Regions from separate parts of the Homo sapiens genome. Here region 1 is linked to region 2. A link is a contact called in ENCODE Hi-C or POLR2A ChIA-PET data. All regions are on one chromosome and are shown on one strand. The core of a region is the stretch at or near the end of the contact, and the rest is flanking DNA. Distances in the headings are between cores, read along the strand shown. Region 1 overlaps CLEC16A (C-type lectin domain containing 16A). Region 2 overlaps LOC107984859 (a long non-coding RNA gene).

Evidence for each region. A loop is a pair of places that touch in the nucleus more often than their neighbours do. ChIA-PET counts read pairs that join two places held with the same protein, here RNA polymerase II (POLR2A). Pooled maps may share reads with other maps.
Region 1: a pooled map shows a loop between it and region 2 (2.7-fold over the local background). The contact joins two enhancer-like sites. A Hi-C loop is called at or near these places in 3 of 168 maps with a recorded cell type or tissue (HepG2, K562 and naive thymus-derived CD4-positive, alpha-beta T cell), 2 of 37 single-sample maps with no recorded cell type and 12 of 50 pooled maps. POLR2A ChIA-PET finds 5 or more read pairs at or near these places in 8 of 52 experiments (H1, activated CD4-positive, alpha-beta memory T cell, activated CD8-positive, alpha-beta T cell and 3 more).

Annotation. Positions count from the first base shown.
Region 1 is chr16:10,980,316-10,984,008 of GRCh38, reverse strand. It overlaps CLEC16A (C-type lectin domain containing 16A), which reads right to left. Exons shown (of 24, transcript NM_015226.3): 10 at 1,018-1,131. Among named protein-coding and RNA genes, the nearest start is that of CLEC16A, 38 kb to the right of the region's middle. RefSeq lists a silencer at 1,970-2,039 and enhancers at 3,106-3,605, 3,606-3,693. Within about 2 kb of position 1,393, at least 7 of the 41 ENCODE cell types and tissues checked have a DNase peak (open chromatin) inside an H3K27ac peak, as active enhancers do.
Region 2 is chr16:11,222,770-11,226,447 of GRCh38, reverse strand. LOC107984859 (a long non-coding RNA gene) reads right to left here. Exons shown (of 4, transcript XR_007064984.1): 3 at 2,324-2,347; 4 at 1,484-2,226. Among named protein-coding and RNA genes, the nearest start is that of SOCS1, 32 kb to the left of the region's middle. RefSeq lists enhancers at 394-953, 1,384-1,463, 1,944-1,993. Within about 2 kb of position 2,132, at least 20 of the 41 ENCODE cell types and tissues checked have a DNase peak (open chromatin) inside an H3K27ac peak, as active enhancers do.

The sequences.
Region 1 (3,693 bases), core at 144-2,643, 240 kb after region 2:
CACTCTAAGCTCCTTATGGCAGGGATCTCACCTGTCACTGAATCAGCTGCAGCCTGGGCTCCGCATAAGTGAGATGAGCATTTGTGCAGCCCAGACTGCAGCTGATTCAGTGACAGGTGAGATCCCTGCCATAAGGAGCTTAGAGTGGGTAAGACCTTTGAAAAGAGGGAACCAGGTGCATCAGGAACCAGGCTGTAGGTACGGTAAAGGCGCAGGTTCAAAGGCACAAATGCTGGACATGCTGGGGGAAAAGCAAGTCAGACCAGGATTAAGGCAGCTGGAGCTCAGGACATGTGAGCAGGATCTGAGAGATGACAGCAGAGATATACAGAGGACAAGATGGAAAAGCTTCAAGAGAAGTCACAACACTGGCCATCAGGTGTTTTCCCTCAGCAGTGTACCAAATGGAACGCCAAAGCTCCTTCCTGCAGACCACAAACATGCTACTTAGTCCAAAGCTTGATGATCATTTAAAACTAGAGATTACACGTAACAATGCGTTTTTCCCGCTTCTCTAGAAACATGAAAAAACCTAGTAATCCTACATCCATATTCCTGCAGAACAGCAGCAGCCTGGGGTAGAACAGGAGCTGCTCGCCAAGGTGGCATACACTCTCCAATTTGCCACACCCCTCGCCACTCTCTACTGCCCTCACCTGGGGCCTGAGTCATTCATGGATGTTCATCGCCCAACTTCTGTAGACATTAGTTCCTCTGATAAGGCATTTTCTCACTGTGTCCCGATAACAGTGTCTCACAGATATGCAACCTAAGGCCCGGAGTGGTACAATTCCATGTTTAAGAACACACAATCAATCAAATCCAGGTGGTCCCTGATCCCAGCTTCTCTTGGGTATGCAATCAAGACTCTGATTAGGTTCACTGAATCCCGGACCAGCTTATGCATCATCACTGCTATATATTCAGAATGTTAGTTTCTGATTTTAGAGAAACACACAGATTAGCAAAATGAGCAATGGTTTCCTGTTAAGGTCAGTCCCGAAGCTAATGACTTACAGAACTTCTCTGAATATCCTGTTCAGTCTTAGCGTACATCTCAGACAGATCACCATTCAGAATGACTTCAGCTAACGAGTTCACCAGCGGTGCATGATGTATAATTAAGAAGACCTGGCGGAAAAAAAAGAAACGGGATTTGCATGAAAGTGTGCGGTATTTTCAACCTCTTGCTTCCTGGATCAGAAGCGACCAGGCTGGGCTACCTAAGTCCTGTATTAAGCAGCAATTCCTACGATGCAAAATTCAAAGAATGAGCCACAGGAAGCAGGACTCGGTTCCACTCTTGTAAGGTCAGTCTCTCCTTCAGACTGTTGCCTATTTGGCTGGCTGCTCTTCCTCGGAAGGAAGTGCATTAATGCGAGACTGTCCCTCATGGCTGGGTGAAGCCAAATCCGGCTGAAGTGGAGCAATGCGGGAAAGAACAGCCAAACCAGCACACTCCTTCCTTTCCATGGGCATTTTAGTGTCAAATTTGGTTATGAGAAGACTAGAAGGCACTGTCCCAATACTTTAGTGATACAAGAAGAAGGGGCCGGAGAGTTTTGTTCCAATCAAGGACTTGGCAGAGGGTTGGCTACACAGAGATTCCATCACGGGAGGGAGCTCTGACCCTGTGGTGGGTTTTAGCACACGGGGATTCCACAGCATCGTCAGGAGGTATGTGAACTACGGGGCTGAAAATCACACGAGACAGAGGCAAACCCAGGTGGGCCAGGATGCAAAATCAGAGGGCTGCCTCTGGGCTAAGCTGGCCCTGCTCCCACACCTGTTGCCCAATGTTCAGAGGACCAGCTTTAAGAATCAGGGTATTCAAAACTGTCTTGCAAAGCTGGCCTAGACATGCCTGCTATTTTGTTTTAAAATGTAAAGGCAAGAGGGTGTAGCACAGGGTGTGGCTTATCTACCATTTGCATAGAAAAGCGTGTGCATGTTTGTATTTGCTTATTTACATATGCATAGGCCAGGGTTTCTCAATCTTGGCACTGCTGACAATTTGGGCTATAACTGAGTATGGAGGGAGGCTGTCCCAGACACTGCAGGCTGGTGAGCAGCATCCCTGACCTCCACCCACTAGATGTCAGTAGCACCCCAGCCTCGGTCATGACAACTGAATGCATCTCCCCAGACACTGCCAGGTATCCCCTGAGGGGCAAAATTGCCCCTAGTTAAGAACCCCTGACAGATGTCTCTGTTAGGACATACGAGAACCCTGTAACCCTAATTGTCTCTGGGGATAGAAGTCAGGAGCCTGAACAAAACTAGAACAGAAACCCGGTTTTTACATGTTTGAACTTTTTAACTTTAAAAAACGTTGTTTAAAAAAAATTATTTTTTAAAAAGTGAAGGCAAAAATCAACACAGGCTGCCTCTGGGGAGTGCAGTTGGGTGCTCAGGGTATAGAGTGAGAGAGACTTTTCACATGCCATGTTTTGTACTGTTTGAACAAGGGGAATATATTATTCTAACAAATACATAGAATTCAAATTAGATAAAAGGTACAGGCAGAATGGCCATGTGGCACCTCCCTATAAAAAATTGCATCTTTTAAAAAAATACTGGGAACCTTTTCTATCACAGAGACCACATAGTATGATTCAATGAGTTAACCCACGTCCAAGGCTTGGCAGGCCCTTAAATGTTAGCAATGATGATTTTTCTCACCTTCCTTATGGCCGAATTACTGCCACACATCACTCTACCAACAACACAAAACACCAATCACTGTGGTCATTCATTCTCAAATATCCGTTACGTACCTTGAATGAATGCGGCCTTAACTGATCATTTATTCCTTCTTTTCAGTCCACAAGCATTCAGTGAGCACCTACAAAGGCCCCCCTGAACAAAGCAACCAATTCCTGCCTGTGGACACACACAGTGCTCATTTCCCTGGCTCTGAACCCAAAAAAGAGGGAGGGTGAGTAACTGTAAGGTACGTGGAAGCACGTGCAGGCCAGACTCAAAAAGCTGGGCCCAGCTGCCTACACCACACTCTGTTAGCAGTTTGGTTTTAGGAGGACAGCATCACCTGTCACACCAAATTAACGTCATCCATAAAAATTTTCATGGTTTTCTAGCTATGCTTGTAAAATAATTTGCAAGTATGCAATGATTTTATATTGAAGTAGGGGCTTTCAGGACACAGGATTTATACCTGATTTTAGGTTTTTCACACATTTAGGTCACATTTTCATTAAGCTAAATGAAAATGCAGGGGGAAACAGGGCTTCAGGTTGTTTATCTTTAAAAGGGATGTATTACTCAAGTTTGAGGAACAATGAATTACAAGCTATGTTTTCTGTGAGATACTGAAACAAGTAATTGGGTGCATGGGCTACTGGTCCTTTACAAAGCAAACCGGTGAGGGAGGAGTCTCAGAGAAAAGTCCTAACTCTCTCCACTGACGTTCCCGCTGTGGGCAGTTGGCGGCCATGCTCTCTGGAGGAGACCCTGCCCGGGCAATGCTCCAACAGCTGAAGGGTCCTGAGGATGCTTTCCATATGATTCCTGGGGCTGAGAACTGGCTTGCTTGGGTCCTGTTGGACTCTCAGAATCTCAAGCAGGAGATGCCGGCAGACTTGGAAAGAGGCAGCAGAAAAAAGCTGCCAGGAGAGGCTGGGGTTTATGCTCAGCGCCGTCGTACAGAGCGGCATTCAGACAAACTTGGCCTCG
Region 2 (3,678 bases), core at 883-3,382:
GCTGGGATACAGGCAAGTGCCACCACAGGCTGTTGGATGATGAAAGTCACATGGAGCAAGAGGAACCCTTCTCAAGCCCTGTACTCTGTGCCCCAGGACCTTAGCATGTGCTGACCGTGCCCTCTGGACTGCTCTGGCTCATCTCCCGTGACTTAAGGCCACTGTTCTGTTTGGAGACTCAGCTCAGGCAACCCTCTCCCAAGAGGCTTTGCAGAACCATCCCCGGCCCCAGCCTGGGTCGAGGGCCTCCAGGGTTTCCTGTAGCCCAGTTTGTGTCACTCTGCTTTGTGACTCTCTATTCTTCAGTCCAGCTGCCTCATTCACAGATATGGAAACTGAGGCCCAGAGAGGGGAAGTGACTTGCCCAAGGTCACCCAGCTGAGGGCCGTGTTCGCTGCTCCTCCAGCAGGTTTTGTTCTTTCCTTTCCTCAGCATCTCAACCCACGAGAGCCTGGATGTGGCGGTCCCATGGCGGGAGAGGGGGCCTGTGCCCCCACCAGGTGCCCAGTCTCGAGTCAGGATGAGACTCCTGGAGGGTCCCCTGGGAGTCTCCACTGGCAGCACCCCCTCCCCACATCCCCGCAAGGTGGGCATGAGCAGCATTCCCTCTTCAGATGAGGATGTGAGGCTCAGAGGGAAGAGGCGGGCCCGGTCACGTGGCCATGGAAGGATGGGGGGATCTGATCCCAGACCTTTCTACAGCCTGCATTTGGCCTTCTCCATGGCTTTGGGGCAGAGCCAGGGCCGGCCACCACGGAGAGGAGCAGACAGAAACCCAGGGCGGGCAACGGGGAGGTCTCAGGCTGGATGGTGGGGAACCACCGAGGCAGGAAGACGCAGAGCAGAAAGTGAAAGGAACCAGAGGCCTAGAATAGCTGCGGGTGACAGAGCCAGGGGACTACAGACGCTGCCAATAAGAGAAACCAGGCGGCCCACGGAGGGGCGGGGCACCCACTCCTCAGAGAGGCGGCCCCTAGCTGAGGAGGCCCATGGCCAGGTCCCTGCTAACCCGGGCAGCCCCCGCTTGGCTTGGCAGCCTGGGTGGATGCCCAAACTGTGGGAATGGAATTGGGGTGAAGGGCTGTCTTGGGGCAGAGAGGGGCCCACTTCTAACTTTAGGCCGACCTCTGCATCATTTGGATCAATCACCATGAGCTTATAAGATCTGGGACCTGCAAAGCTCATCAAACAGTGCAGCTGGTGAAGCGGGGGCCGTGCCGTGAAGACAAGCCTGTTGGTTAACATCTCCTAGTGGCTGTCGATGTCTGTCTCCGGTGGCAGTTCCCTGCTGTGGTTATGCTGCAGGCTCCAGAGCCAGGCGGCTGGGGTTCAATCCGGGCTTGGCCTCTTGCTGGCTGTGTGACCTTGGGCAAGTCACTTCACTTCTCTGGGCCTCTGTGACTAATATCACTGACTTCACGGGGGTGTCCTGAGGATTAGCTGAATGAGTATAAGTGAAGCACATGGAACAGCTCAGAGAAAGTGCCTCATAAACAGCTTTTATTATCCACTGTCTCCATACACTGTATAGACACACACACACACACACACACACACACACGGGGAAAGTCCCTCCAGGATGTGCACAGGGACTCTTTTTTTTTGTTCACTTCTGTGTCTTCAGGGCCTAGAACAGTGGCTGGCACACAGCGGGTGCTCAATAAATGTTTGTGGAATGGAAGGAGCAGGGGAAGGAGGCGGGGAGGGAAGGAAGGGATGGGAGCGAACAGAAAGTCGGCTATTGCCCAGCGTGGGGCATTGATTCTGTTGCTGTGTTTCATTCCCCTATCACATTGCCATGCACCGCTTTGGTTAATTGAAAAACACTTGTCTTCAAGGAGAGCCAGCAACAGAGCAGGGAGGTGGCTTGCAAGCTGTGATGGTCTTTCAGTTCAGGCTGGCCCCAAGACACCCCCACCATGGCCTGCTAAGATCCCCAGAGACCCCCCTCTCCCGGGCCAGGGCCGGCGGTGGCAGCTGTGCGGCGTGTGGGCAGCTAGAGAGGTGACAGGAAGCTCAGCAGGACAGGCTGTTCCCAGCCTACCAAGAACCTCGAGGCGAGAGGACAGGCTGTTCAGGGCTGAGATCTGCATGCTCCCAGCCCCTCCCGCCCAGGGGAAGTGTCACCAGCATCCAGGGCGGGGACCTCTGCCCTGGCCTGGAGATCTTGTTGCTCTTCTGATCTCTGTGAGGAACTCGGCCCGCTTGCTTTCCAGGAACTGCCTCCTGCAACCGGCGGGCAGATGGTTCACAGGGAAGGCCCGGGGGCCCAGCCCTGCCTACCTCGCACCCTGCGCTGGGCTGCTTCGGACATGCCACTCACCTCTCTGGGCCTCAGCTTCCCCACCTGCAAAACAGAGAAAATAGGGCACCACATGTAGGCATACTGTGAAGATTCAGAGCAAAGTTCAACTTTTTTTGTTTTACCATTAATTACTTTATTTATTTATTTTTATTTATTTATTTTCCTGAGATGGAGTCTCACCTGTCCCCCAGGCTGGAGTGCAGTGGCGTCATCTTGGCTCACTGCAACCTCCACCTCCAGGGTTCAAACCATTCTCCTGCCTCAGCCTCCCGAGTAGCTGAAATTACAGGTGCATGCCAACACGCCTGGCTAATTTTTGTATTTTTAGTAGAGATGGGGTTTCACCATGTTGGCCAGGCTGGTCTCGAACTCCTGACCTCAGGTGATCTGCCCGCTTCGGCCTCCCAAAGTGCTGGGATTACAGGCATGAGCCACTGCACCCAGCCCCATTAATTACTTTAAAACAAATGGTGGCATCTAGGCACAGTGGCTCATGCCTGTAATCCTAGAATTTCGCAAGGCTGAGGTGGAAGAATTGCTTCAGGTCAGGAGTTTGAGACCAGCCTAGTCAACGTGGTGAAACCCCATCTCTACTAAAAATACAATAATTAGCTGGGTGTGGTGGCACACACCTGTAATTCCAGCTACTCGGGAGGCTGAGGCATGAAAATAGCTTGAACCTGGGAGGCAGAGGTTGCAGTGAGCTGAGATCATGCCACTGCACTTAAGTCTGGGTGACAGAGTGAGAATCTGTCTCCAAAAAAGAAAGAAAGAAAGAAAAAGGTGGTAAAATACACATCACATAAAAATCACCAATTTAAAGTACAGTTAGGTAGCATTTAGTACGTTCACAGTGTTATATAACCATCAGTCTAGTTCCAGAATGTTTTCCCCACCCTAAAATACAACCCCATATTCATAGCAGTCACCCGCCCAACCGCCCTTGTCCCAGCCCCTGGTAAACCCTAATCTATCTTTCTTTCTTTCTTTCTTTCTTTCTTTCTTTCTTTCTTTCTTTCTTTCTTTCTTTCTTTCTTTCTTTCTTTTTCTCTTTCTTTCTTTTTCTTTCCTTTCTTTCTTTCTTTCTTTTTCTTTCTTTCTTTCCTTTCTTTCTTTTCTTTCTTTTTCTTTTCTTTCTTTCTTTCTTTTCTTTGTTTCTTTCTTTCTTTCTTTCTTTCTTCCTTCCTTCCTTCTTTCCTTCCTTCCTTAATTCCTTCCTTCCTTCCTTCCTTCCTTCTCTCTCTCTCTCTCTTTCTTTTTTTGAGACAGATTCTCGCTTTGTCGCCCAGGCTGGAATGCAGTGGCGCCGTCTCAGCTCACTGCAAGCTCCATCTCCCAGGTTCACGCCATTCTCCTGCCTCAGCCTCCCGAGT